Regions from separate parts of the Mus musculus genome. Here all the other regions are linked to region 4. Evidence: chromatin loops called from intact Hi-C (ENCODE). Cell type or tissue: left cerebral cortex. All regions are shown on one strand. Region 1 has its middle 300 kb from the start of Gm26076. Region 2 holds the start of Prmt6 (protein arginine N-methyltransferase 6). Region 3 has its middle 500 kb from the start of Gm26076. Region 4 holds the start of Ntng1 (netrin G1). Region 5 overlaps Vav3 (vav 3 oncogene). Region 6 has its middle 130 kb from the start of Gm25681. Region 7 overlaps Ntng1 (netrin G1).

The links. Hi-C counts contacts between places; a loop is a spot of excess contacts. Peaks named below come from ENCODE experiments on the same cell type or tissue, not always from the same donor. Only the 100,000 strongest peaks of a DNase experiment are listed, where the experiment ranks them.
Region 1: it touches region 4 in a loop (7-fold over the local background); 2 of 42 quality-filtered maps call a loop at or near these places.
Region 2: it touches region 4 in a loop (5-fold over the local background); 9 of 42 quality-filtered maps call a loop at or near these places.
Region 3: it touches region 4 in a loop (8-fold over the local background); 8 of 42 quality-filtered maps call a loop at or near these places.
Region 5: it touches region 4 in a loop (4-fold over the local background); 9 of 42 quality-filtered maps call a loop at or near these places.
Region 6: it touches region 4 in a loop (4-fold over the local background); 4 of 42 quality-filtered maps call a loop at or near these places.
Region 7: it touches region 4 in a loop (8-fold over the local background); 5 of 42 quality-filtered maps call a loop at or near these places.

The regions. Positions count from the first base shown.
Region 1 is chr3:110,864,129-110,868,128 of GRCm38, reverse strand. No RefSeq gene overlaps it. Among named protein-coding and RNA genes, the nearest start is that of Gm26076, 300 kb to the right of the region's middle. In left cerebral cortex, a CTCF peak has its summit at 1,922 (motif pointing right); a DNase peak (open chromatin) is centred at 2,000.
Region 2 is chr3:110,248,493-110,252,492 of GRCm38, reverse strand. Prmt6 (protein arginine N-methyltransferase 6) reads left to right here and starts at 1,494. Exons shown (of 1, transcript NM_178891.5): 1 at 1,494-3,968. The coding sequence starts at 1,522. The coding sequence ends at 2,658. In left cerebral cortex, no CTCF peak of the experiment used is centred here; DNase peaks (open chromatin) are centred at 1,816, 2,334, 3,595, 3,715 and 1 more place; H3K4me3 peaks cover 2,971 bases; H3K27ac peaks cover 1,726 bases.
Region 3 is chr3:111,066,970-111,070,969 of GRCm38, reverse strand. No RefSeq gene overlaps it. Among named protein-coding and RNA genes, the nearest start is that of Gm26076, 500 kb to the right of the region's middle. In left cerebral cortex, a CTCF peak has its summit at 1,642; DNase peaks (open chromatin) are centred at 185, 331, 956 and 1,645.
Region 4 is chr3:110,139,794-110,143,793 of GRCm38, reverse strand. Ntng1 (netrin G1) reads left to right here and starts at 322. Exons shown (of 8, transcript NM_030699.2): 1 at 322-894. In left cerebral cortex, CTCF peaks have their summits at 1,763 and 1,964 (motif pointing left); DNase peaks (open chromatin) are centred at 2,001, 2,226, 2,582, 3,445 and 3 more places; H3K4me3 peaks cover 2,492 bases; H3K27ac peaks cover 2,154 bases.
Region 5 is chr3:109,530,526-109,534,525 of GRCm38, reverse strand. All of the region lies in intron 15 of Vav3 (vav 3 oncogene), which reads right to left. Among named protein-coding and RNA genes, the nearest start is that of Vav3, 190 kb to the right of the region's middle. In left cerebral cortex, no CTCF peak of the experiment used is centred here; a DNase peak (open chromatin) is centred at 2,352.
Region 6 is chr3:109,731,172-109,735,171 of GRCm38, reverse strand. No RefSeq gene overlaps it. Among named protein-coding and RNA genes, the nearest start is that of Gm25681, 130 kb to the left of the region's middle. In left cerebral cortex, a CTCF peak has its summit at 2,482 (motif pointing left); DNase peaks (open chromatin) are centred at 2,503 and 3,406.
Region 7 is chr3:109,780,360-109,784,359 of GRCm38, reverse strand. Ntng1 (netrin G1) reads left to right here. Exons shown (of 8, transcript NM_030699.2): 8 at 1,449-4,000. The coding sequence ends at 1,678. Among named protein-coding and RNA genes, the nearest start is that of Gm25681, 81 kb to the left of the region's middle. In left cerebral cortex, a CTCF peak has its summit at 1,958 (motif pointing left); DNase peaks (open chromatin) are centred at 1,582, 1,931, 2,574, 2,793 and 1 more place; H3K4me3 peaks cover 1,622 bases; H3K27ac peaks cover 788 bases.

The DNA of each region.
Region 1 (4,000 bases), 720 kb before region 4:
TCTCTCCAGCCCTTACTAGATTTTTTTAAAACACTATTTTAAGAAATGATTTTTTTCTGAAGATGGGGTTTCTGTTTTATTCTTTGAAATAACAAAGAAACTAATAGTTTAATTCTCAAACATTTAAAGATGATATATATTATTATTTCTTCAATAACTACACATTAATATATAAGCACGTAAGTGAAATACTACAGAAATACCTTTAATATTGGTTAAATAAACCAATATTCGTAGGTCTCTGAAAGTATAATAGTAAAGGTAAAACAAACAGAGGTTGTAAGAATGAACTACATTAACATAATAATAAGATTTCTTGGTTGTTTCTAATGGAATTAAATGAACATAATATTTAAGGCCAAAAAAAAGAAAAGAAATGTGATGTATATGTAGCCACGTTCTCCTTTATCACACAGGAAAAAGAGAAGGATCAGGGAGAGAAGGGAAAGAACGCGGTGGAGGGGGGAAAAGAGGAGAATAAGGAGGAAAAGGAAGAAAAATAAGGAAAAAAAATAGAATTGATTCAAAAGCTCTATAGTCCAGTTTTCTGGGCTTTCCTGCACATTAGAGAAAGAGTAAAAAATTAGAACATGAAGAACAAATACTTCATAAATAATAGAATAGGGTTAGTACAAGAGAGAGGAAAGTCATGCCTCATTATATTATAGCAACAGTCACTGGACCCATACTGTGCTATTGCCAAGAAAGTTTTGTACTTCTAGAAGAAAAGGTACCCATTAACTTACGTTCTTCCATACTCTTAAAGGTCTTTGCTCCATATTTGCCCTCTCAGACTTGACATGATATGAGAACCACTCACTTTCTTAAATACTTTATATAGTATATATCCTCCCTCCAGTTCTGAATATCTGGGTTTACACACACACACACACACACACACACACACACACACACATTCTAAGAAACGACTGCCCCCTCTCTTGTTCCTTTTCTCATGTTGTGAAGGGCATTGGCAAGTAAATAACTACTTTCTTTTCCTTTTAAATTATTTTTATTATATTTATTTGGTTGTTTGTTAGAAAGTTTGTATGTTTGCTTGCACATATATGTCAGGAGGTATGTATAAAGGCTACAGAAGAACTTGTGCAAATCACGTCTCTCCTTCTACAACATGGCTTCGGTAATAAAATTTGGGTCCTCAAACTTAGCAGTCATCACCTAGAGTAAATGGGCCTCTTTGCAGAGTGTCTTCTAACTTCTTAGTGTCTATATGTCCACAGAGCTGACTTAACTTAAGCAGAATTCTCACAATATACCAAGTTCTTTACCTGAAGTTAGGAGCTATTTGAATATCACTCTGATATCATAGCCTCAATCTGGTGTCTAAAGTTAACAGGATTGTTCTAACTGTAACTCACTCACCCTTAACTTAATCATATACTTAGAGAAGCATAATAAAATGTTAACTTCCTTTTTCTTTTGTTCAAATATGAATTACATTAATTCAGTTCTTCTTTATTTGAATTTTCATAATCAGCCTTTTCCTTATTGAAAATTTGCAGAGATTTGCTTATATATAATAAATCTGCACAAGTAATCCTACCCACTTTTCACCTTCTATGTTAATATCCCTGGATTCTACCCTGTATATTAAGCTAAAGAAACTTGAACAAGTTCACTAGAATTTTTCTATTGTACTACCAATTCTTAGTTGAATGTAAGTTGGGGATTTAAAAAGTCTCGTCCTTAATAAAGTAGTACAAGAATTTACTATTTCAAAACAATAAAAATGCACAACATAAGAAGAGTCTGTCTTGAGAAGATACAGTGGAGGTGTTATACATAAAGTTAAATGTAACTGGAATGTCCTTTAGCTTACAAGTGTTAATGAGGTAACTTTAATAATTCCAAAGTATATGCTGCCAGTCTCTGAAACTCATGAGAACAGGTTTCAGTGGGTTCTTAGCTAACCACAAGGGGGAGAGCTCCAGTAATTCATTCTTCGGTTGAAGACATTACTTACTGAGTTTTGCTGTTTTGCACCCACAAGGACATTCTCTTTGGGGTACTCCAGAGACCTTTATTATGACTCTTAGTCCTGAGTTCATGAAAAAGGCATGAATGCCCACAATTCAAGTCCCCTCTTTAGAAGTCTCCATGGACACTATATAAAGAAGTGGATATGAATAGACATTGATCTTTAAGGAAGTACTTCCATCTAGAATCATACTAATACCTACTACCTAAGTTCCAGGTGAAACTATTTTCGTAGCCAGCTCAATCATTAGAGGAGAAGTGTAAAAAAATAACACCAAGAGAGATCAGACAGTATCTAAGTCACATGTGCCTCCGCTGAGGTCAATGTCATCACTTTGAACTCACAGAAAATGCTACTGACTAAATCAGGAGCAGAATGCAAAGGAGAAGGCAAGGTGTGTGCTCACAAATATTCTCTAGCAGCCATCACTTGGTCATGAGGCCAGTATGTTACAAATAAGAACAGAAAGACAAAAAATAACAGAAAAATAATTTCCCCAGTTAAGAAACTTTAACTGCCTATTTGGCAAAGTACATCAAGTAAACAAAATAATCTTATTTTGCTTTCATTTATTTTTTTTCAGTAAAGATATAAGGGTATAATAAAAAGAATCACTACTCGTCCAAAATGAAACTTAATTTACAGAATAGCCTAATAAAGATATTGTTAGGGAGAGAATTTAGTATTCTTGGAATAGATGCCAAAAGTTATTTTCTAAAGAAGAAGTTGAAAAGCATCTATTTCTAGCAATGTTTCCATTTGTCACGTGGGCCTGGTGCTTTAAATGCACCCCTGGTTCAGCACTTCTACTGTGTAGTGAGTATGTGTCCACATTCGTCCAAGGGTCCTTCTGAGTCTTTCTCAGACACATAGAAAAGGAAAGCAAGTGAAAAAAAGACTGTGGTATTTATAATCAGTTTTCTGAAAGAATAAGAAATAGTACTTAAAATGATTTAATAATAAAAATGATGATAAAGCTCTGGTTATTGGTACCCAAGTCTCTGCTCATGAACAATATTAAGCTCAGTAGAAAACGACTATTTAAGGATAGAGAATAATTTCTGTGGTACTTTATCTCTTGAGTGAAAAAAGTTTCTTCATCCCACAGCACCAGTATTTTTTTCTGGGATATAACAATAACTTGGTTTGGAACACCCCTATGCTTTGGAGTAATCATAAACTTTAAATTTATGGAGGCAAATATCTGATTTGTACCTTTTTATCTTATTTCCTAATTAAAGTAATTATACATCATTACTTGATCAAGTGATTATTTTCTATTCTTCCTCAATCCATGAATATGTTATACTCTGTAAATTAAGTAGTAATTCTTGAAATAACAGATTTCAAAGTCAACCAAAATAACTGAAAGGAGGGAAAATGAACATAAAATCATATTCAGACATTATTAGCATGCACGTTATCAAAAAAACTGTTTATGTATAATATGCTAAATGTCTATGTAAATGTAAATGAAAGAGTGGATTCAATTATATGGCTATCAACTCATAAAACACACAGTGCACATTATACATCGTGGAATATATTTTGCCTGGATGAGTTGAGACAGATTGTGTAATAAAATGAACATGGCAAAAGAGGGTTTAAGTCAGGAAACAGAATAGTAAAGCAATTTCCTGAGTTATTTAAATGCTTTCAAAGCGAAATGTCATTACATCCTTCAGTTACACTGGCATATAATTATATAAGCATCACAAATAACAATGTCTTACTAAGAAAAACAGAAGTTATTATAGAAGAATTCTTTCACATCATAAACCTTCATTTTAAGCTCAGGTAAATATTCAAAAAAGGGAATTATATACATCAGAATTTATTCTAGTCATGAAATCATCAATAATTGTTATAATTTGAAAAAAGTTTACTTTTAATGTCAGAAAAACCTTTCTCAATCTTAATAATATTGTTTATTAAGCATAAAATTTTCATATTATTTTAGAGTTAAATCCAATTAATGTTTAATAACTATGCTGAGTTTTA
Region 2 (4,000 bases), 110 kb before region 4:
AAATAAAATAACTGAGCCTGTGGGTATCAATTCTGGCTTTAAAAGGAGATATAGCAGAATTTTTTTTAAAAGTGAATTGCATTGGAAAAGAAGTCAAAAGAGATGAGTTTCACCATTTCTCCAAGCAAGTGTTTTTACACAGATACATAGATTTAAGTGTATGTATGTGTATATATAAGCTGGTCACCAAAGACACTGGAAATGGGTTTGAGAATATCATACCCTTGATGTTAATTGTTCTTTAGTTTGAACTACAGAAGTTTCAGAACAGGACTCAAGACCAAGTAAACTATTCTCCAGAGACACAGTGGTGGCTGATACATTTCATGGCCACAGCACTTCTTCAGTATTTGCCCTGGAGCTTAACGTACCTCAGGGATCACTTTGGACTCAGAATCAAGATCTTGTATTATTTGGTTTTCACTTTGCGTCATACATATTCTTTGTATCCTAACTCTGGTTAGAACAGAGAGTTTGGTGAGTTACAACTGTCAGAGAAGGGACAAGAACTGTGCCACATAATTCAGTAGTGGGGGGCGGGGGAGGTCCTGTGAGGGAAACATAGACTTGTAGCTGTAAGTGGTGTGCCTACATCAAGAATGTGTAAAAATGAGTGTAGTGACTATTCCTGGCTATCATCAACTAGACTATATCTGGAGTGAACTACAGTCCAGAATTGGAAGGCTCACTCACCTGTGATCTTGAGGCTGAAAGACACAGGTTTCTGACTTGAACCGAGTGGAGGTTTTTTTGTTTGTTTATTTTTTCTTTGAGGCAGGGTTTCTCTGTGTAGCCTTGGCTGTATTAGAACTCACTCTGTAGACCAGGCTGGCCTCGAACTCAGAAATTCGCCTGCCTCTGCCTCCCAAGTGTTGGGTTTAAAGGCGTGAGCCACCACGCCCGGCCTTGGCAGGAAGATCTTGAGGCATATGGCCATGAAAAGTTTAGCCTCAGGCAAGGTAGTACATGCCTTTAATCCCAGGAAACTTGAGACAAAAGCTCAAGGTCAGCCTGGGAAAAGGAAGTCCCAGATCCGGAAGTGGTGATACACACCTTTATTCTGGGACACACCTGCGGGAGGCCTACATAAGGTCACTGGAAGAAGGAAAACTCACTTTTTCTGCCAGGACGCCGTGTGGGACTGAGCAGCTGCTAGATCCTTGGATTTTCATTCACAGCTGCTGCTGACCATCTTTGGGGACTACAGATTGTAAGTCATCAACAAATTCTCTTACTCTACAGAGGCTACCCATACGTTCTGTGACTCTAGAGAACCCTGACAAGGGGTAAAAGGAAAGGGCAAAAACTGAAAGGATCTCGGGAAAATAGTGTGGTCTTAGAGAACAACTTGTCATGGCGTTAGAGGAAAATAACGGTGTGCCAAGATTGACTCTGGTTGAGCCTCTGCCCTCAGGAAGCGGGATGCAGGAAGCGGACTACGAATCCCAGCAGGCCCCGGGGACTCTGAGCCTGCGCACCGCACCGCGCAACGAATGCTGGGGGTCGGCTGCCGGGGCCAAGATGTCGCTGAGCAAGAAAAGAAAGCTTGAGTCGGGGGACAGCGGAGGCGCCGGCGCCGGAGGGGAGGGAGCCGAGGAGGAAAATGGCGGGGAGCAGGAGGCGGCCCCGCCACGACCCCGGAGGACCAAGAGCGAGCGGGACCAGCTGTACTACGAGTGCTACTCCGACGTCTCGGTCCACGAGGAGATGATCGCCGACCAGGTCCGCACCGAAGCCTACCGCTTAGGCATCCTGAAGAACTGGGCCGCGCTGCGAGGCAAGACGGTGCTGGACGTGGGCGCGGGCACCGGCATTCTCAGCATCTTCTGTGCCCAGGCCGGGGCACGGCGCGTGTACGCGGTGGAGGCCAGCGCCATCTGGCAACAGGCCCGGGAGGTGGTGCGGCTCAACGGGTTGGAGGACCGCGTGCACGTCCTGCCGGGCCCGGTGGAGACCGTGGAGCTGCCGGAGCGAGTGGACGCCATCGTCAGCGAGTGGATGGGCTACGGACTTCTGCACGAGTCCATGCTGAGCTCCGTGCTCCACGCGCGGACCAAATGGCTGAAGGAGGGCGGTCTCCTCCTGCCAGCTTCCGCGGAGCTCTTCGTGGCCCCGATTAGCGACCAGATGCTCGAGTGGCGTCTGGGTTTCTGGAGCCAGGTGAAGCAGCACTATGGCGTGGATATGAGCTGCATGGAGAGCTTCGCCACGCGCTGCCTCATGGGCCATTCGGAGATCGTGGTGCAGGATCTGTCCGGAGAGGACGTGCTGGCCCGGCCGCAGCGCTTTGCCCAGCTCGAGCTGGCCCGAGCCGGCCTGGAGCAGGAGCTGGAGGCTGGTGTGGGCGGGCGCTTCCGCTGCAGCTGCTATGGTTCCGCGCCTCTACATGGTTTCGCCGTCTGGTTTCAAGTGACCTTTCCCGGAGGGGACTCGGAGAAACCTCTGGTGCTGTCCACCTCGCCTTTTCACCCGGCCACCCACTGGAAGCAGGCGCTCCTCTACTTGAACGAGCCGGTGCCGGTGGAACAAGATACGGACATTTCCGGAGAGATCACCCTGCTGCCCTCCCCGGACAACCCCCGGCGTCTGCGCATACTTCTGCGCTACAAAGTGGGAGACCATGAGGAAAAGACCAAAGACTTTGCCATGGAGGACTGAGCGTTGCCTTTTCTCCCCCTCCACCTTCTTCGGAAGGTCCGAAGAGAAAGGGAGATCGCCTATGCAAGTTGGGGACATAGCTGTCTCTTTTACCTCACCGCTCCAGTCTTCATTTGAGGACATTCTTCTGGCAGTGTTTATTTTAAAAGTGAGCATCCCTGACCAAGGACTGATGCAGTGTGCTTACTAACGGGCTTTTAAACCTGGAAAGCATGTAGTATAAAGAAACTCTTGTATTTCTGTTTCTTTTGTTTAACTGCCGGGGTTGGGGGGGGGGCAATAAATGTGATCTTTTTATAATTGGTCCACGAGCTAATCTGACACCTCCCCATCCCTATCAGTATGAAACTGGGAGAAAGGCAACATGGTCTGATTACATTTCAGAAACTTGCAGAATGATTTTTAAAGCTGTTTCTTTCAGCTGGAATTCTCTCAAGTCTTGAGTGCCTACCTGTGCTTCCTTATATTCTAACGTTCATATTGTTAGTAAGGAAGTGGGGCACAGGAGAAGTATTTTAAATAACCCTGCTCTCCTTACGCTTAATTCACGGAGTGCTAAATTTGATGAACCTTAGTAAAATGGCTTAATTTTACAGCCTGCCTAGGCAATTCTGAGAGTGACAGGAGAAAAGGTCTGAAAGTGAAATAGTGATGGGGTGTTAATATTTTTATTTTGACTTTCAAGACTGAGCCGAGAAAACCTATGTTTTATAATATAAATATTTTTGTGACTCTTGTAAAGCAGTCTGATAGGGAAGGTTGCTGAACCTAGCCCAAGGGCGGACCCTTTACCTCTTGTGCTGGCTTTATTTAAGCACAGGTCTAATTCTGTATGAAAGGAACGCGAGCACTCTAATCTAATAAAAGTTCCTGTCTTCAGTTCTTCTTAGTTCAGACAACTGTGAACAGTGTGCATTTGGGGAGCTCCCTTACAATGATGTGTGAGTCAGATTGTCACATTTACTTCACATATTTCCTTTCCCTCCTTTCTGTGGCAAATAAAACGGCATTCTCACTTTTTATAGCTGAGGTCTTTAGACGTTTTGTGTGTGGTCTGTGAGTTTACTATAATGCTGCTACTTGTCTTGGTGTCAAAGCTCCTGCAGAACTCAGCTTCAGAACAGCTCAAATGATGATTAACATGGTTTTGAGCTCTAGCTGTGTAAGACTTAACGGGTGTGGAAAACTGCTGTTCTTAAGTACTATTGAATTTCACTTTTTGTAACCTTGGTTCTGTTTTTGGCTTTTTAAAAACATTGTATATTAAATTGCTAAAGTATTAAAACTAATTTGCTGGGGCTCTATTTTGAAGGAAAAATACAAATATAAAACCACCAGTTTC
Region 3 (4,000 bases), 930 kb before region 4:
TGGAATTAAAATGTTCTGTGGCATTTATGGCAAGGATTTTATGTGGACCCACCTCAGCAGCACTGCTGCTTTAATGCCTTCCCAGCTCAGACACATCAGATAAACACCAGCAGCCACCAGAGGCACACACCAGAGGCAAGCCTGGCTTGCCTAGCTCTCTGATATTGTTGTGCCTAGTGTCTTGTGACCTCACTTGAGCTCAGAGTGTGTGAGAGAAATGCACAACGTGTGAACTCTATTTTGTGCACTCCTGAAAGCCACAAGATGAGCAAGTGTCTACTGATACTCTGTGCAGTGAGGCAAATGAACCAATTTTCTGGCATTGGCTTCTCAGAATTCAAAAATTGCATTGTTAAGGGATTTGGAGAGGGGGCCCTCATCTTCCAACCTCCCATACTATCTCAGTGACACTTGACCTCTCCTGTCACCTGTGGGAATCAAAGGGATGACCACACCACATGTAATCACTTGAAGCTAACAACACAAAGAGCACCAAATTGTTCACCATATGTAGAGTGTATGCTATGCTCTGTTTTTATTATTTCAACTACATTTTTGAGAAAATGTATTTTTAAAATTAAATTATAAATTGAATTACTTAAAGCACTTATATCTGTGTTTTAATACATGGATTGCTTTCTTTCAGAAGCAGACAATTCTTTTCAGCAAATGATATAAAGCACATTTGGAAGAGTATTAAATCAATGAATGGCCTTGATTCTGCCTCCTGAAATTGCTGCACACATGGATCAAACAGTGTCTGTTTCATAGCCCTGAGTATGCAAAGCAGATATGCCTCTAGTGCACACTGGAAAGTAACCTCAAGTGCTGAAGCACTGAGGTACACCTGCGACCCTGAAAGGCAGGAGCAGCCAACTCACTAGGGAATTGAGCTATCAGTTATGGGAGAGCTCATTTCCTGCAAAGGCTCTGGACAGCTGGCTGAGGAGAGTGGCAGAGCTGCACATGGTGACAGGCTCTGGAGACAGTGACTACATTAGCAGCATGATATGTATACAGTGACTCATTTTTCTCCTTTCAGCCGTCCTCACATAAATAGCAAGAGCATCAGCTATAATAACTGAGAAGAGATGTGAAGTATCAATGATATATTTTTAATTTTCTCAGTGTCTGGACATTTATTATAATTTAGTGGAAGTCATGTGACACAAGAGAAGACAGCCAAAGGCTTTAAAAGCAGATAAGCCATGGTGTAAATCCTGGTTTGATCATTACAGGTTTAGTGACCTTCAGAGTGTTAAACATTTAAGGTCTCGGGTTCTCTGATGTAATAATAGTATTAAATATTTTTACTATGTGAAAAATCAGAAATGATGTTTCAAATTTAAAAGGCACTGTCGCTGAAGTATCAAAGACTAATTATGATTTTATTGTCTGAATCTGGAATTCCTGTGATTGTTACATTGGTCTTGATGCTCGAGCAAAACTTAAATCAAATCTTGCTAATAGTTAAGACAACATGTTTTGACTTTCAATTGCACAATTTCAACTTAGGCAACCCATAGTTTCCTAAGAACACAGTTATGTAACTTATAGATAATTTAAACTGTGCATTTGCTCAATGTTCTTTTTGTTCTAAGCTTGAAGAAGACGCTTCACTGGCTAAAGCCTACCGCCAGGAGGAGCTCCGTAGTTCTTGATGAGTTTTTCTCAGGATTGATTTAATCCAAGGCGAATGCATAACAGGCACGACAGGTGGAAGGCATGAATTTTTCTTAGTCGCTTAGATGTCTTAGTTTTTCAACTTCAAATTCTTAGCATGCATTGCTCTGGGGCTTCAGGTAGCCATGGAATTAGCACCGAAAGAAGGTCTTCTTGAATATGAAATGTTATTCTCTAAAAAGGCTTAAGATGTGTGCACACATTTATTTCTATTCTGGACCGATTTGGGGTGGGAACTGCATCTTTTTCAGATTTACTTAACCTTCGTTCTTTCTTCCTTCCCTCCCTACTTTCTTACTCCCTTTTCATTTTTTCCTTTCTTTCTTCCTTCTTTTTTGTGATAGTCTTGTTTTCTTGTTGGAATAATGATACTCTGAGTAGATTTCAAGCCTTATGTCGATTCTAGATATTATCTGGCAAGTTTCAAGAACTGAGGACCCCATTACAGAGAAGGAGTTCTAAGAATTAAACACAGAACACAGAGTATTAAATAAATGTGCTACCAGATACCTTGTGACTTGTGACTCCAGTAGAATGTACATTTAAATTTTTTTCTTTTTTAAATTCTGGAGGCCAGGCTGAAAAATGTTCTATGAACAATGTCCTTTCCAGAGGGAACGGTCACGTGTGCTGACAGTTCGGGTTGGATCTTGGGTCTTCCCTTTGCTATTTTACAAGCTTTTACACATTTTTAATATTCCTATGCTTTTTCTTGTTATGTTAAATTGAGATTATAAAAAGATATTCTTAATATGACTATCAATTTATATAAAGTCCTTTTTACTGGACAGAGACTGTTTTAGGCTCTAAAATATAATGCTGAACAATAAACTCCAGTCTTCATAAACTGTATTTTTAAATGTATACACACATACACACACACTCACAAACACACCCACCCACAAACACACACATGCATACACAGAGACAGACAGGCAGACAGACAGACAGCACTATATAAAAACAAATAAAAACCAAAAGTTAGCAAAATTTTCAGACGTGACTTTTCTAACAGGACAAAGCATAATGTTTAGGGGTAATTTGCTTCGGACTATAGGAAAGAAAGATATAAAGTTAATGTCCTGATGTTTATAAATATGATTAATTTTGAATCAAACAATATTACTAAAGTCTTTTAGTAAGCTCTTGGAGTTATCATTTCTGAGTGGCTAAATCTTTTCAACCTAATTAGATGCATGAGTATTAAAATCTATTTTGAACTCATTTTTTTTTAAAGTGAGACATTTGCTTTGAGGGAAAAATACACTGCATGTATATTTGGTTTTTATATATGTGTGTTAGCATTTTTCCATGATTGCTTCAGATTTTCTTCGAAGAAAAAATGTTGCTGAAAACATTATATCCCTTTCTGAGTCCCTTGTACCTTCTTTGTAAAGAGAACAGTTCTCTGGGCTTGGTTTTCATGTTTCCTATGGATTTTTCAACTTCTCATGTATAAGTAGATACAAATTATACTGAGATATTTGAAAGATTATAGACATAGCTAGAATAACAATAAATTAATAAATGTTATTCACTATTATATGAGTAAAATTTATTCTTCTTCATGAATGTTCCTTCTGGTCATTCCCGAGATTATGTTGCAATGCATTAATGTTATAAATTGATTCATTTCCCAGCTTATAGATGTTAAGGCACCTCATATATTCAATATTAAAAATGAAGTTATGAATAACTTGTTCCCTATGTGATCACTTTTTAATCAAAATCAGTATATTCTTCCAGCCAGAATATATCCCTAGTGAGATACAATGGAGCTGGAGTGTGACACTGTGGTCTGAACCTAAGGAATGTGAGAAATCAATGCATAAGGAAAAGTGGTATCAGTCCTATTATTTCTAAACAACCAGTATTTTATCCTGATGTATGTTCAAAACCTAGTATTCTTCATATTTCTTTTAATTTTAAGGAAATGTTACTGAAACCAATTGGACATACAGTGCTGAAAGTATAATTTCTACTAAAGGCACACAAAGACAAGAGTTAATGATGTGGTGATGCACATCTGAAATTTCAGGACTTAGAGGAGGTTATTCCAGGAAGTCAAAGAAGTTACACTAGAAAGATCAACTGAGTTACCCTCGGATGTCAAGGTCATTCCGAGTTACCGGGCAAAAACCAAGTCTGCAAGAGTCAAAGGATCAGGTAGAGCAGACCAGCAGAGTGTCTGCTATCATATGTCTGGCCCTGGATTGAATTTGGAGCTATAAGGGGGAAAAACTGCATAACTGATAGAAATGGACCTTGTCCAATATTTGAAAACTTGGATATTATTGCAAGATGAGGTCGCTAGTCA
Region 4 (4,000 bases):
TGAGAAGAACACGCCACCCCTCCGAGGGCTGCGGCTTCCTGGGGCTGTTTCGTCGCTCGTCGCTTTGCGGGCCCCTGGCGCTCACTCTCTAATTCGTCCGCGCCCCTAAGTTTGCCGAGAGCTGGCTGCGGGCTGGGAGCAGGGTCCCGGCCGGGCGCCGCGGGCGGGGGCTGGGTAGCGGCGAACCGCAATCCCGAAGCATCTTGGGGCCATGTATATTTCATCAAACGGACTTTGGGTGCGTCGCGTCTCGCAGCCATCAACGCTATGTTCAGTGACATTTCTGACTTGAGTGGAGGAATGCGCGAAGAAAACCGGGGCGAAATTGCTTCGAGAGGATCTTCTTGGCGCCAAGGCTAATTGTCCTGATTTATGTCGCTTCTGACAAAAAAGAAAAAAAAAAAGACCTAACGTCTTCATCTGAAATAAAATGAAAGCGGTGCCAAGCGGGATAGAGCCGCCTGGCTGCTGGTTCTGATCCCCTGGGATCCAGGGGGGGAAAATCGTTCTGCAGCTTAAAAGAAAAGAAAGGAATAGAAACAGAGAAGAGAGAGAGAGAGAGAGAGAAAAAAAACCCACAGTAAAAGTTTAAGGCGAGAAGTGGTGGCGGCGGCGGCGGCGGCGCGGGGAAGCTGCGAGCGGAGAAGGTTGCCGAGACCTCGGAAGGCGGCGATTTGGTTCCTAATCCCACTGTATTTTTGGAGGGAGAGGCACCTTTCTCATCCTCCCTTCCTCTCCGCCCACCCCTCTCCCTCCCCCTCATCTACCTGTCAAAGTCACTGATCTTTTGCATTTTGGAAGAGGACGTCAACGGGAAGGAATTCCCCCTGTCAGGGTCCCGGCTCCGAGAGGGGGCGACGCGCGACAAGGCTGCCCCAGGGGCAAGAGACCAAGGTAACCCGGGCGGGGGACTCCGGGCGCCGGGTGCTATGGGGTCTGGGGTTGTGGACTCCTCCTTCCCGCCGCCAACAGGGTGCTTGCAGGGCGGGATACCCCGGGGCTACGGTGGCAGCGGCTCAGGTCCACACCCGCCGCGTTCCCATTCCACCCGCGCCCCGTGCGCCGCCAGTGGGTCCCCGGAGCCGCGGTCTCCGCCCCACGCGGGACCAAGCTGGGCAGGGGCGCCGCCCCGCGCCGACGGCTGGCCTCCCGCCCCGTGGAGGGCCAGCGGGGGGCCCGGGTAAGTGCAGCTGGCTCCCCTCTCCTCTAGCGACCCGCGCCTTTCTGGGTGGCTCTTCTCCATCAGTTCCCTCCCTCCTTCTATCCCTCCCTCTGCCAACCCCCGGTGCCCACCGAGGGCGGGAGGGGAGATCCGGGTGGGCGAGGAACTTTGGAAAGCGCCTTAAGGAGGTAGAGCGGAGCCTGTGCGCACTCCAGAACTCGCACCGCTCACACCCACACTACATCCCAGGCTTGCGCCCAGCACCGGGTCGCAGGCTGTTGCATCCTGAGCCTCCATCCACCCACCCGCAACGCGCAGCGCTCTGTCTCCCACACACACCTGACCACACGCATCGCACAAGCTTTGTCTTTTTCTTTTTTTCTTTCTTTTTTTTTTTAATTTAAATTTTCTTTTACCAGTTTTCTCATCTGGGGAAAAAATAAATAAAAACTTGCCTTGTTGCTCGCCCTGTGGAGAGCTTTGAAGTCCCTCTTTTAATCTCCTTTATTGGTGCGAGATTAAAGCGTTACTACCACACATCGGGAAGCTGGGGAGAGAAGAACGTGGAAGGAGGGAAAGACTCAGCATTGGGAAGCTAGTGGGAGCTTTTCCTCCCATACTGATTTCGCATTATCAGTTGATGGATTCGACTAGGGACATGGAGTTTCTCTCTGCTATGGATCTGTGGATATCTATATATAATACAAATAATACCGAATATTATTGGGCTCAAAATAACCAATTAAGTGATTCATAGGAGAGAAACTTAGATTAAAAAAAGAAACTGCGCCCTCTGCTGTTTGTTTTGGTAACCTCATCCAGGGACTTCCTCCACCCCCCTCCCACCTTCTGAAATCCCCTAAGAGTAGCTGTCATTTTACAAGGGCATGGGAGGAAAATCCTTAGTGGGGTGGTGTGTAAGGTGTATTTTAAAGCAACTTTATTTGAAAAAGTGTCAGGTAGAGTTGCTATGCTTGTGCCAGGTGTGGATTTTTAGATACTAGGTCCTCTGGCTGTCTCTTTTGTGCCATTTCCTTGCCTAAGGAGTACCCAAGCAGCCTACCACTCTTCACAGTGGAAAATTCTGAGCGAGACTCAGAATTCCACCAAACATATGGTGAATCTGGCAACCGCTTTGCTCTGGAATTCAGGCCTTGTTTTATGACTGAAAATACTAAAAGTTTTCCTATCTTGACAGGAAAAAAAAATAAAGGAAAGGAAGATGTTTCCCTCAAAATCATTTGTTCAAATATGCATAGTAATTAGGCTTGCTAGAAAGTTTGTGTCGATGTTCGACTAGGGCAAGGATTTTCTGAATTGTGTGGTTCATGAAGAGTAAAGTACCTCTAACCAGCAAGAAGGTCTGCAAGCGTTTGGTACTTTGTCTCTTTGAATGCCCTACCCACCAGCTTTTCTCTTTGGCAGAGGGAAATCGGCTCAGGAATTGTCTAAGACTGTTTTGAAACACAAGAAACTTTTAGGCTTTCACTAAAACCTGGATCCTTGCAAGGGATTCAGGGTACAAAGAAGAAATCCATCAGGCAACTCTCATACCATTCTGTCCCACTTACAAGGGGGATGTTTTTTCTTCTAGATACCCCCCATGACATGAGATGTCTTTCATCACGAAATACCAACATGAGCATTAAGTCTTTCATGTAATTTGCCTTTTAATTTGTAGGTATTTCCTGTAGTTTGTATTTAAGGAGAATCATCATACTTATTTTAAAAGGAACTATTTTATTTGGACATAAAACTGTGTTCCCATTAGAGTTTTGTTTTGTCTGCTTTCACTGGGCATGGGTTCAAATGATTTAGGCTGGTGTTCTGCTTTGTTTTGCTTTATGTGTGTGCCTTGCTTTTTTTGTTTTTTTGTTTTTTTGTTTTTTTTTTTTTTTTTTTTTTTTAGCTTTAGGAGACAGCTGATGCATGTTGAAGTTTCTTTCATATATTTACTATTGGGAGAGAAACCTCTCTCTTAGTTCCCCTTATGATTCTGCAGACCATCAGACAGTGTGTTTAAACAATTAAACCGGTGTGCATTTAGCTAGTAGGTCAGGGTTTGAAGAGAGTTTCTGAGTAACAAAAACCTCAAGTCACTGGGAAGGAAATGAAATCTCATATGACCTGGGAAAGCAAGGATATGTTAGTAGTGAAAAGTGCACACGTGTGTGTGTGTGTGTGTGTGTGTGTGTGTGTGTGTGTGTGTCTGTGTGAATTATGTGGTGTTATAGGAAGTAAGTGGTTTAACATATTTTCAGAAAAGTGTTTTTAATTTTAGAATCTGGAGTTCTGTTTCAAACTTTAAGTGGGTGTAGAATTTTTCAGCTGTGTCTGTGGAAGCTTGTATTTCTGAACTTCCCTATATTAGAAGGAAGGATCTATCATTTACATGGCAGCGGGATGCCAGGTTTCTTTTAGACTTAGTGGATTCTGAAGTCATTTTTACATATTATCCCTCCACAAACATCCTAGAAAATATGCACTGACTTCCATCATTGATCTTCTATTGATAAAAATAGAAATCTTTAAAATACTAATGTGGGGTACTTGTTTTTTCTAAACTCCCAGGATTTTTTTAATAATACCCAGTCATACTTCCTTATAAGTAAGATCTGTCAAAATTGTTGAATTACATTCTGTTTTTGAGACAGTTAACAAAAAGACAGGAGCCTCTGTTTCTTAGGAAGAAACCCAAAGATCCCATTTTCACAACAGACAGGCGTACAAAGAACACTGAAGGGATGCAAACGCATCTCATGTGACCTCACTGTGACTGTTCACAGCTGCTAATCTCCACAGGCTAGTGGCTTTGCATCCTGTTACCTCTGCAGTTCC
Region 5 (4,000 bases), 610 kb after region 4:
GTGCAATCAAAAATCTCCAAAGACTAAATGATGGCCAGTACATGACCAGATGGCCTGGATGCTCCGTGAGAATGGACAGGTTGGGAAGGTGAGAAGAAAGAAGCAAGAGGCTTAAACTAAGGCACGTGGTGAAGGAGAGTACAGAGTACAGGCAAGCAGTCAGCTATCATCTGCAGAGACTGGTAGGATACTGGTCAGAGGTGGAAGAAGAGGGTTGGGTGATGCCATTCTTGGCTTCTATCTTTTGATGCCCCAGCAAATGAGATTAGAGAAAGAGATGACTTGGATCAAAACATCAAGGGCTCACTACTGAAATTTAATCTCCTATATACATTAACTAAACACAATAATATATATACACACATATACACATTATATATACATATATACATTGTGTGTGCGTGTGCATGTGGGTGCGCGCGCATGCGTGTGTGTGTGTGTGTGTGTGTGTGTGTGTGTGTGTGTGTGTTAATTTCAATCTCAATGGCTACTTCATTGTTTTGTGCCCAGGGCTTTGAATAAGGTCCGGCAACAAGAAAGTACTCAATAAAAATTTAAAGAATGAACCCAATTTTATATTGTAATTATCTCTCTGCTATTCAGAATATCTGGGCAATACTTCAGATCAAAACAAATTATACTTGATGAAATATAATTCTGAGTTCAAAATGTGAGAGAGCACACATTTCTACAATCTATATAGAAACTTAAGTTTCAGGAGAACGTTCTTCCCTGGTAGAGTGTGAGTTTGAAGGAAATGCTATTTTATTTGACCTTTGATTATTTAAATTTTTCTTTTTAATTCTGTGACATGCATGCTCTTTTTTGTGATTTCAGTTCCTTAGGGAAAGAGAGGGTGAATAAATTAGAAGCTAAACTGGATCTCATGTTAAATGGACCTCAGGCTGGTGAGCTTCATGGCTGCATCTTCCTTCACCCCTCTGCCTTAGTGGCAGCAATTTTCTCTGAGCTCATCCCTGGAGACTCTAGGCTCAGGAGCCACCCAGTCTAGACAGCTGCTGTGATACAAGCAGTGTAGCCCACATTCCCATTTTCTTCTTGCCACAACCATCAGTCTTGCTTTAGAGGATGAATAATATCCAAACAGATCCTAGCTGGCCTCTGTGCTCTTTTTTTTCCTTAGGCCGGTCCCTCAGCACTGTGCCAGCCAGCACACAGTTAAAAAGCTGAGATGGTGCCTATGATAATGGCCTGTGTACTTCAAGGGAGTAAGAAAGAATTAAGTCAGCCCAGTCAGGAGAAATCTAAGGCAACAGGACCTTTCAGTTCCCTTAATAAATGCTACAGAGACGGACCCTGAACCTACCCCTTCTGACTGTATCTATTTCTCTTCCCGCCTTTATCTTTTCTTTCTCTTTCCAGCTCTTCCTTTAAAAAGCTTTGAGACTGGGCATGTAATACACGCCTATAGATCTGCAATCCCAGCACTTGGACGTAACAGAATCAGAAGTTCAATTAAAACCTCATCTATTAATGGGATCCAAGTTGACCAGAACCATATGAGACTCTCAAAAAAATCACCATTAGAACATTGTTGTTCTTTGATTACATTTATTTTATTTTTGACATTCCTGCAAAATACACACACACACACACACACACACACACACACACACACAAATCAATCAAGGATCCCTGTGTATTTTTCACAGTAAAAACAAGCAAAATAAAGCAATTAAAAATGATCCCTTTTAGAGAACAAGATCTGAAGGCAGATAGATACTGAACACCTTCATGGACAGGGACAACCCTTTGCACTGAGATACCAAACTCGGTGGTAACAACAGAGTAGCAACACTGTTCAACATTGCAGACATGACCCTGTGATTGCTGGTTTCCTATACAGGAAAACGACTGGGAATGTTTGTTCACTTAAAGCTAATCAGAGAATCCATGAGAACACAGTGAGCACAAGGGGTCTGAGAAGAGAGTGATGGCTTCCTAACAAAAGGCTGAATGCAGCTGGCTCGAGGTGCTCACATCCATATCAAACCCAGCCAAACTGAATACAGACACTCATCCTCCTGTTTCTCAGATGATCAAATGGAATTATAAGAGACAACTGGCAACAAACATCATTTTGGAAATAAAGGGAAGCATGCCATGTGTCCCAAGCAATCCGCCTCTTAAGCATTTAAATGGATGCTTAGCTAAGGCTCCCAGCACTTCAGCAGTTAAGCATCATTTAGCTCCACAAGGTCTTCTGCAACCTAAACAACAACCAGTACTTCTATCCCTTTTAGTAAGGAAAAAGAGAGACAACTCCTTTCTCCTTCTCTGTCCAAGTGGGTCACTGCCACCCCCCTCTCTCTCCATTCAGCTTTTTCTAAGGAGGTTGCCAACTTCTAATGTGTTTCACTGAAGATTCTAAATGCTGGAAGTTGTGACGGCCAGACAAGGTCAGAGAATGTGCTGCTGAGCGAGGGTTGGGTGTGCTTAGGAGGGCAGAGGCTGAGATCCAGGTCACCACTGGGAGATGGTGTGAGTCCTGTACATCCTCATTGTTGACAGGTGCCTACACACTCTCTGCCTTTTGCTCTAGTGTACCAAATTAAGAGCAGCCTTAAAAATGCCTTAAATGTATCTACAAATATTTTAAACAAAAGCAGTCTGATCCTCCTATAAACAGAACTGTCATCTTCTGTAAATGGAATTAGCCAACATTTCATCCATCTTAAAAACTTCAATTCCCCTGATCAACCACCATCATCCTTTTCAACGTTCCTCTAAGGCACAGTCCAGAGAATTCCAGAAAGACAAGACACAGGGTAAAGCTAAAGACACTGGGAAGAGCGGGCCCCCCACAGGTACAGAAGCCTGACCGCATTTTCTAGATTGTCACAATACCACACACTTCTTGGCTTTCTTTGTTTTCTATGACTTAGAAAAGCAGAATGAGTGAAAACAATGAACAAAATGGAATAAACCTGACCCTTGGGCAAAATCTTAAGCATTGGCTTTTACCCAGATGATTCTACTTCATGAAGAGCAAGGGAGGACCTGTCTTAGAAAGCTAATAGCACGGCTCTCAGGGCTTCCTGGTATAGCTAGTTTCAAGAGGAATAGATGATGTTAAGATAGTAGCTAGGCTGATACCTTAACTGAGAGTCCTGCTTTTGATTTTGCCCTGCATGTTTTAACTTTTGCTTACAGACTCCCCCTCCCGCCAAGGTTCAACTCTGTGTAATTTTGCAGCAAGGTCTATCTACCTTCTACCTCTTCAAATAAGCAGGCAACAGAACTCCAAAATACAAACATGGCTCCTACTTGTGCTTCACTGCATTACTGGGGTGCTTCAAAAGTCTTCAAAGATGAGGAGTGTCTGGCCCCTGAAGGTGTCGGTGCAGAGGAGCAACTCAGTTCCGTCTACACCCTGTGTGCCTGCAAACGGTAAAGCTAGCTGCCTGCCTCTCCAAGGCCGCTTCTCTCCCTTCTCTCGCAGCAAGCTTGGCTTAAACCCATGTGACTCAGGAATGATCATCTCAGCCTCCCTTGTCATGTATAGTTAGGTGTCCAAGTTCTGCCCTGATTTAAGAAAAATACTTGTTGTAGAAGGTCCATCGGAAGAGAGAGATTACCTTCTCGCCACCTACCAGGTAGATCGTATAGTCAGAATTCCAGCAACCATTTATACTTTAAAGTAAGCAACACCGAAGACAGAAGTCAAATGCTGAGGTCAGGAGATGAGAACCTGAGCCTGAAAGGGAGCTGATGCTCAGGCAGCCACCTACTGAACAGCCTCTGCCTACCACAGATGTGTTTCACATGCGAGAGGATAAGCACGCATCACTTAGCTTGTATTAAGGATGAGCTATATGACGTACGAAAATGTAACAAAATGGTCACTGATATGTCTATGATGCAGTCCTAGGACCCTGCTTCCTCTGAGACAAGACACTTAGCTGTCCTCCCCTAGAGAAACTCCTTCTCTCAGACAAAGAGTCCACAGCCCTTGAAAAACATTAGAAAATTCTAGTCT
Region 6 (4,000 bases), 410 kb after region 4:
CAAGCAAAGAAGTTGTCCTTGATAGCTATTTGTCCCTCTTGGGAATGAAGGTTTCAAAGCATCAGAGCTGAAAAAACCATGTGATATTCAAATATATACTGGCCCCTGCTCATTTCCCAACACCTAATGTGATATTCTATCTATTTGTCTTCCTGACAGAATACCTCTTTATACCAGGCCAAGTTAGAATTTGCCTGCTTGCCACTTGTGTTTCTCATTACAGAGGGCTTCCTTGGTGTTCTGAATTACATGTCAGTCTCAGGGAACTTGCTGTGTGTGCTTCCATCACTTGAGTGGCAGGCACCTTCCGTGTACCAACGTTGAGCATACAGAGTTGTCAAGAGAATTATTTAAAAGGTGAATGAGAACAAAACTTGGTGAATAACAAAAGATTCTTTCTGTAAATGTGGTTTCTATAGAGTAATGCCTTTAACAAAGACTGAAGACCGTAGGCAGGGACTATGGTTGTATTTCTGCGGAAGCAATGCCATCGAGAGCAGATTCCCTGTCTGTGTGATTGGTTAACAGCTTTCATCTGAGGTGACCAGTGGAAACCTAGCCATTTCAGTCTTGATTATGAGTGAAATGTCTCCCAGATCTACAGGACACTTACCTTTGGTCCCTCTCCCACTGATGAGTAATGTCCTTACCCTCTCTTGCCTGTAGCCACACCACCATCTGTTTATACACTAACTATTCGACTATAACTTAATTCCGGGTACGAGGCTCTTCCCCAAACACAAAGCTTATTTAAATTCTTTCAGTAATGTAATGTGTAGACTGTGGCACACCCTGGCCCGGCTTTGCAAGTCCTCTGAGCTGTGATCCAGCAGCACGATGCTCCATGTAAGTTCTGCCACAGGCTTCTCCTTTGTACTCACCTTTACTAGGGACAGCTGCTCATTGTTTCCCATGGTACATTCATCCCTTTGTCATGAATACACAGCCACTTCACCTAAAACAAAACATAACTAGGCATGGAGTTGTGGCTATGTATCTATTCTCAGATCCAATGAAGTATAAGAAATGGGCAAGTTCAGCATCAGTTGACCAAGAGGTAACACTTTGTCCTGGACATCTCCCCTCCCCGTGATTTACTCGTATACATAGCAGCAAGCCAGCTAATATTCCATCCATGTGATTAAGTGCCTCCAGAATATTGGGAAGACAAATTCAGAGGACACTGATCCCTGGATAACCCCATAGAGTAGACCTTCCAGCCAGACATTCTGTCTCCCTTCTAATTGTTACATGAAAGACAAACGTCTATTCTGTCTAGTCACTGCAGTATATGTGCATTTGGTACAGTAGCTCACTTTGTGCTGCCAGACTCACCATCATGGACTCTAATCCTACAAGCTCCTCACCCATCATTCACTTGGTAGATTCTACCTCCCTGCTTGTGAAAGGTACACCATGCTCCCAGTAGCAAACAGAACCAACCTCCCCCATGGCACAGTTGCTTGATTACATCATCGACACAGGATGTAAGTAGATTATTTGACTGTGTCCTCTACAACCACAACATCGCTAACAAAAGTAAGGACCAATTTTAACCCTGTCACTGAATTTTCAAGCCTACGTTTACCATATAGTGGGAGGGCAATGTGTTCTCAAGTGAATAAGAGCTCCACTTTCACCGCCTAACCGAGCAGTAAGCAGGATTGGAAGGGTTAAAAAATAGAACAAAAAAAAACAAAAACAGGAAAGGAAGATAAATGAGGAGGAAAGGAGAAGCAGGCAGAGACCTTGCCCTCCAGGTCTGCTGGGTTGTCACTAGCACCCAGCCCTCTGTAGGAACTCAATAACCATGTATTGATTGACTCCAACCTTTGCTTGTCATTATTGCTTCCGTCCACCAGACCCCTAAGGAAACTGCTATAGGAAGTCATTCTGGAGACAAAAGGCATAGCAAGGGATGGCAAGTCAGATCAACTGTTAATTGACAGATCTTCTTAGCCTGTGAGTAAACTACTCTGCGTTATCTACGTGCTTGTGTTTAGGTCTGTGGCTCTGTTATTGGAATATGTGTCACTTGATAGAAATTCTCATACTTGCATAAAAGTTGTCACTTTAAAACACATTTCCTTCTTTTAGCAACGCTTCAAGCAGCAACTTCGAAGGGTATCTGCTTTTGAGTGGGAGCCCAGTACTCTGGAAACAGTGCCTGTTGCTTATTATGGTAACACACACTATGGTGAGAGTGGAGAAACTCAGTGGCCGTTAATTATTCAAGATTTAATCGTGCAAGCATGTACAATCAATATTTGTTGATGTTAATCTGATTACCGGCTAGTGGTTTTCAGTGTCTCCATCAACAGGATAACAATATGACACATTTCATAGACTCTCCCTAGGCTCTTCCAAACAAGCTTATTGGAAGGATTTTAATCAGCTAATGAACTCATCAATGGCATTCAGGAGGCAAGACACCTTCCTGCACCTACAACCCATGACCATATTTGCCTGACATCTTGTGGCCGCAAGAAACATGACAGCCTAGAAACCTCACATCTGCACACAGTATGAGCAGCGTCTTTGAATGCTAATGTCAGCATTACAGTCAGAGCAAACACAGAACTGCTTAGGTGGTGTGTGACATGTAATTATTTCCACTCATTAAAACGGAAGCTAGCCTTTTCTTTTTATATTTATGAGACAAGTTGGAACATGTGGTTCAATTCTTGTAAAGAAAAGAAGAACCTTGATCTAGGATGAATGGCATCTGGCTTAGTGCCAGGCCCCTCAGCTGCTGAACACCGTTCCTGTGAAGGGCCCACGGAAACAGAAGGCAGACTCCAAGACAAGCAAAGAAAGAGCATTTGTGGTCACCTGCTCAGACAGGTGGCTTCTAGCAGAGGTTGCTGGGAATCTGGAGAGACAGAGTCCTGACAGAGGGGCTGACGGAAAGTCTCATTTTTGCCATTGCTATGGAATAGTGTTGTGCCTTTAAAAACTCACTTTTAGAACCAAAACCATTGTACTCAAAAACCATATTGGCATAGAGACACATAAATATAAAATAAAAGACTACCAAAGGTGCTTTGAATGAGACAGGGAAGCTGAGTTCCTGGGTGCAGCTTTCCTCACTCTCCTGGGATACAACCTGCAAATCCAGGCTTTGAGGGCACAGCCAGAGTGCTATACTTGAAGTCAGAAGTCCCAGCTTAGCACTTCATCGCTATCTCCCAAGTCATACAGCTTTGGAAACCCCAGGAATTTCATTTCTGAAATATAAGAAATACTATTTACTCCATAGGGGTACTGGAACATTAAAGGACGCTGAAAATCAAAGTGCTTTGTAATTACTTGAGAGGCTGTCACATTGCCATCATGAGACAGTCCTAATGGCGAGTCACACAAGCGAGCGGAGCAGGCTCCAGGCAGTGTTTTGCATTGTCTTCTTGCCAAGCTGCACTGGAGTTCATTAGAAGTCTCAACTCATGAATATGTATGAATATCTTAGAACATGGAAGACCCATTGGGATACTCTCCATGCTGGTTCACAGGTCTTCAAACACACACTGGATTATGGTGAGGATCTTGCCTGGGAAGGCTGGCCTTTCTTATTTCCCTTTTTCCTGACTCTGGTCCTCACCCTCCTTCGTGTGAAATAAATCTGTATATGAAGCCCTAACTGTTGGCATTAATACTGAGGGCCAGAGGGCTGGTAACCTCTGAACATACAGCAAGATCTTGCCTATTCTATCTCCATAAGCCACATCTCCTGGCATTCCAATATTAAGCAAATGCCCAGGCTGCCTGCCTTTTAAAAGATATCACCCATGCTAGTAAAGGGGGACAGTGGGGTCCAATTCCATTCTGAAAAAATCTGGTGAGAATAATGTGTAAGGCAAGCCAGAACCACTCCAGGGATATAAGGACACAGATGCATAAAAGGCCAGAGAAACCTTTGTTTCTTTTGCAAGCTTAATGGGCAGGGATGGAAGACTTTCTCTCTACTCAGGGAAGAATAGGGAATCAATTTCTAGATTTTTCT
Region 7 (4,000 bases), 360 kb after region 4:
AGTCACACTGGACTCTGTTTAGAGAACTTTATTATTAGCTCCACGGATGCCCAGTGCCACCTTCCCTCAACCGTTCACACACAGATGCATTCCTAAGTTTGTGGGTGTGGACAAAGCCCCTCTTCAAGGTGACATGAGTATTGAACATGATTAATAGGCAAAGCAAATGCTACTTATAGTTATTATGTGTGGAAGGTGGGACTATTTTGTAACAACGATTTGTATTTAATAGCACCATCGTGCTGTGTGTGTGTGTGTGTGTGTGTGTGTGTGTGTGTATGTGTGTGTGTGTGAATCCATCTTTGGAGAAATTGGGCCATGACATTTTTTTTTGAATGAAAAACTTATAATTTATAAAAGAAGCTCCTTTTTCTGCTCTGTGCCCCGCCTGCCCCCTGTCCAGAGTGGTCTATGTGTTAAGTGCTTAAGCAGCAAATGTTGTCGGAAAGCGTTCGTTCTTGGCTCTCTTCTTCTTTGTTGTTGTGTTAATTTCCCTGGGTTCTATTTAACATTCTGCTAAATCAGTGAAACCTTGATTATCTAAGAGAATACAAGCCATTGAATTAATGAGGTTAAGGGGAATTTTGACGATAGGAGAAATTATTAGAGGTGAAAGTTCTGTGACAGAGGCTGTGAATGGATTTCAGTCAGGAGCTGCTTCTTGATTTTCCAACCCGATTCTATTCCTTGATGGATGTAATGAAATTTTGGTAATCAGGGTTTCACCGTTGCATTTATTACTGTTCCCAAATCAAGGTAACCTTGGGCTCTACTCCCCATATTTACAAGGTAATAAAAAACTCTGCTGGGCTGTCAGGGACAAATGTGACTGCTCTTCCTCACATGCCTCCCACGAAACAAGCTTTTCCTCTTCCATCTGGCTGTTGCCTGCTTGGAGCATGCCACTTTTCTCACATCCTAACCCTGCATTCCCCTGCTTCCCTGTGGCCTCTTTGCATGCACGAAAAGGCTGGAATCGGTTCAGGGACGATGGATGGATGTCCTGACCTTAGAGGTTGTTGGTCATTTTAGCAGCACTGCTTTGCATTTTAAACGGCACTCATCTGGCTTCAAGGTTCTGTTTTCTTGTATCAGGCACTTGTCCTTTAAAAAAAACCTAGGAGGTCACAACAGGTCTCACGTACACAAAAATTTCCAAACCAGGAGCATTGCATTACCTTAAATTCGATAGCCTGAACTGGAGATTAACCAAGATTGCAGGGGAAGGGGAGGGGGAAACCTATATGAAAAGGCCTAATATGATCAAAACAAAGGCAGCCGACTACATTTGTTTGGAAATTGGAGTCACATGCTTAGTTTGTGGAGGGAAGGGGGGTGCACAAGATCGATAGAGAATTTCTTTTTTAAAGCTGAAAACATGATGTTCCAGATGAACTTAAATTGATTCTGCTTCTCCTCCCCTCCCTTTCCCTCCCCTCGTTCTGCAGCTAATGTCTGCGACAATGAGCTCCTGCACTGCCAGAATGGAGGGACCTGCCAGAACAATGTGCGCTGCGCGTGCCCAGACGCCTACACCGGCATCCTCTGTGAGAAGCTACGGTGCGAAGAGGCGGGCAGCTGTGGCTCCGAATCCGGCCAGGGAGCACCCCCGCGGGGCTCCCCAGCACTGCTGCTGCTGACCATGCTGCTGGGGACTGCCGGTCCCCTGGTGTTCTAGGGGTCACACCCAGCCCTCCGACAGGCCTGTGCTGTGGGGAAGCAAACACAACCCAAGCGATTGCCACTGACATAGAAAACACGCACACCCACTCCAACACAGTGTATAAAAGAAGAGGGCCTAACTGAACTAAGCCATATCTCTCAGAACCGGACAGCACATCGCACATCGGAGTTGAGACTGTTCATCATTGACTCCAGAGGAATTGGCAGCTGTTGCTATTCTCACTGCAAATCTCATTGCCAGCTGCAGAGCTGATTGCGGATTGGAAAGGCTGTGAGAGCGCCCCCAAGAGGAAAGACGGAAAACAAACTGATCAACCAACCTAAAAACATTCGCTACTCTACCGTGGTGCACCCTAGTACCGCTCTGCTCAGTGTGTGGGCCAACCAAATAAAAGCATTCTTCGCTGTCAGGTGCATTGTGGGTATAAGGAAATCTGTTACAAGCTGCCATATTGGCCTGCTTCAGTCCCCCCGACCCCCAAATCCCTTCCAACCTGTGCTTTAGTGAACGTTGCTCTGTAACCCTTGTTGGTTGAAAGATTTCTTTGTCTGATGTTAGTGATACACACGTGTAACAGCCCCCTCCAAAGCGCAAGCCAGTCATACCCCTGTATATTTTAGCAGCACTGCGGTCCCAGTGCCAGCTCACGTCCACTTCACAAGAGTGGTTAGAGGAAAAGAGAAAGTGTATCTATCCTTTTGTATTCAAATGAAGTTATTTTTCTTGAAATAATGTAATATGTAGATTTTTTGTATTATTGCCAATTTATGTTACCAGACAATCTGTTAATGTATCTAATTCGAATCAGCAAAGACTGACTGATGTTTGAGTTTTTGGTCCTCTTTGGTTTTGTTTCGTTTCGTCATGCAGAGATTTCTCTGTAAGGGCAACGAGCGTGCTGGCATCAAAGAATATCGGTTTACATATAGCAAGTGTAATAAGATTCCACCAAAGGACATTTTAAATGTTTTTTCTTGTTGCTTTAACACTGGAAGATTTAAAGAATAAAAATTCCTGCAGAAATGTTATCAGGAAATTGTATGGCCGTTTCTTAAGACGAAAGGAGCAACCACCCAGCAGTTTCCCAGTCACGTCACTGATTTTTGTGTGGACTGAACACAGTCAGCTGACAACTTTAATAACCAGGAAGACGGATTGATGGTCACTAGCTTGGACAACGTCTGCAAAATATGAGACTATTTTCCACCTGGGAAAAAATTATAACCACAAAAACAGAGAGAAAGAAATATCTAAGTGATTGCCAAGATTATGCCAAAGCCTGTTGGCAGAGCACTAAGAGACTTTTATTTTTAAGTCATGCTATTTTCACAGATTTATGGTGATCATGTGACTCTAGGGATGCCGATCTATGTATCCTTCCAAATACAGTGTTTACATGGAGTATCATAAGAGGCCACCTGGGGAACCAGGACAGCAGCAGGGAAATTGAGTGATTAGCAATTTGACTTTGAATATATTCTAAGTATTTAAATGAAATATCAAAATATACAGCAGCAAGTAGACATAACTGCTGTTCCTGAAAATAAAGTCTGTTTCAAGTACTGCCCAAGGTGTAATAAATTCTTGTTTCTGCCTTTTATTAGGCCAATTACTGTACATGACAGCAGAGGGAGCTGGGCGGGTGGAGAATCACTGCAAAGTTTTTGGAGGGGCTGAAACAATGTATGTTCAATCCCGGCACACTGCCACCCTGCAGGTGACAAATGTGTCAGCAATGGCATCTCTTGGAATCAGAAATAATTATGAGGCCAAACCAGAAGATTAAAGACAATGAAGTCCTACATGACTTGGTGGGACAATAACCAATGACAGTATTAGGTCAGAAGCCTCGTTCCAGGCTGAATTCTTCACCCTACCGCCAGTCTCGCTTGAACCAGGGGGAAGCAGGGGGAACAATGTCTTCTGACAAATAACCGAGTCAAAACTAGATGAAGGAACAGCATGTCTTATTGGTTTTGTTCCCAGAAAAGCCAATTCAAAGAAGGCAATAAAAGGTAAGCAGGTAATTCCTGCTCTGCCTGCCACCCCACGTCCAAGTCGATTGGATGTTTGTTATTCAAACCAACAGCATCTTTTGATATAAGAAATAGGGAAAGATGGAAATAAATTAGCGCCTTGGCTTAGTGCCAGAGTGGCCAACCAGAAATGGCAGATTTACATTAGAAGCATAAATAGAAAATCATATTCCCAGCTCACCAAAGAATGCACATGAAAATTCTGATCGCATACAGAGTGTGAGATTACTTCTAATGAGGTGGATTTCTGATATTAAAATGGAGTTTAAGTTGTCTTATA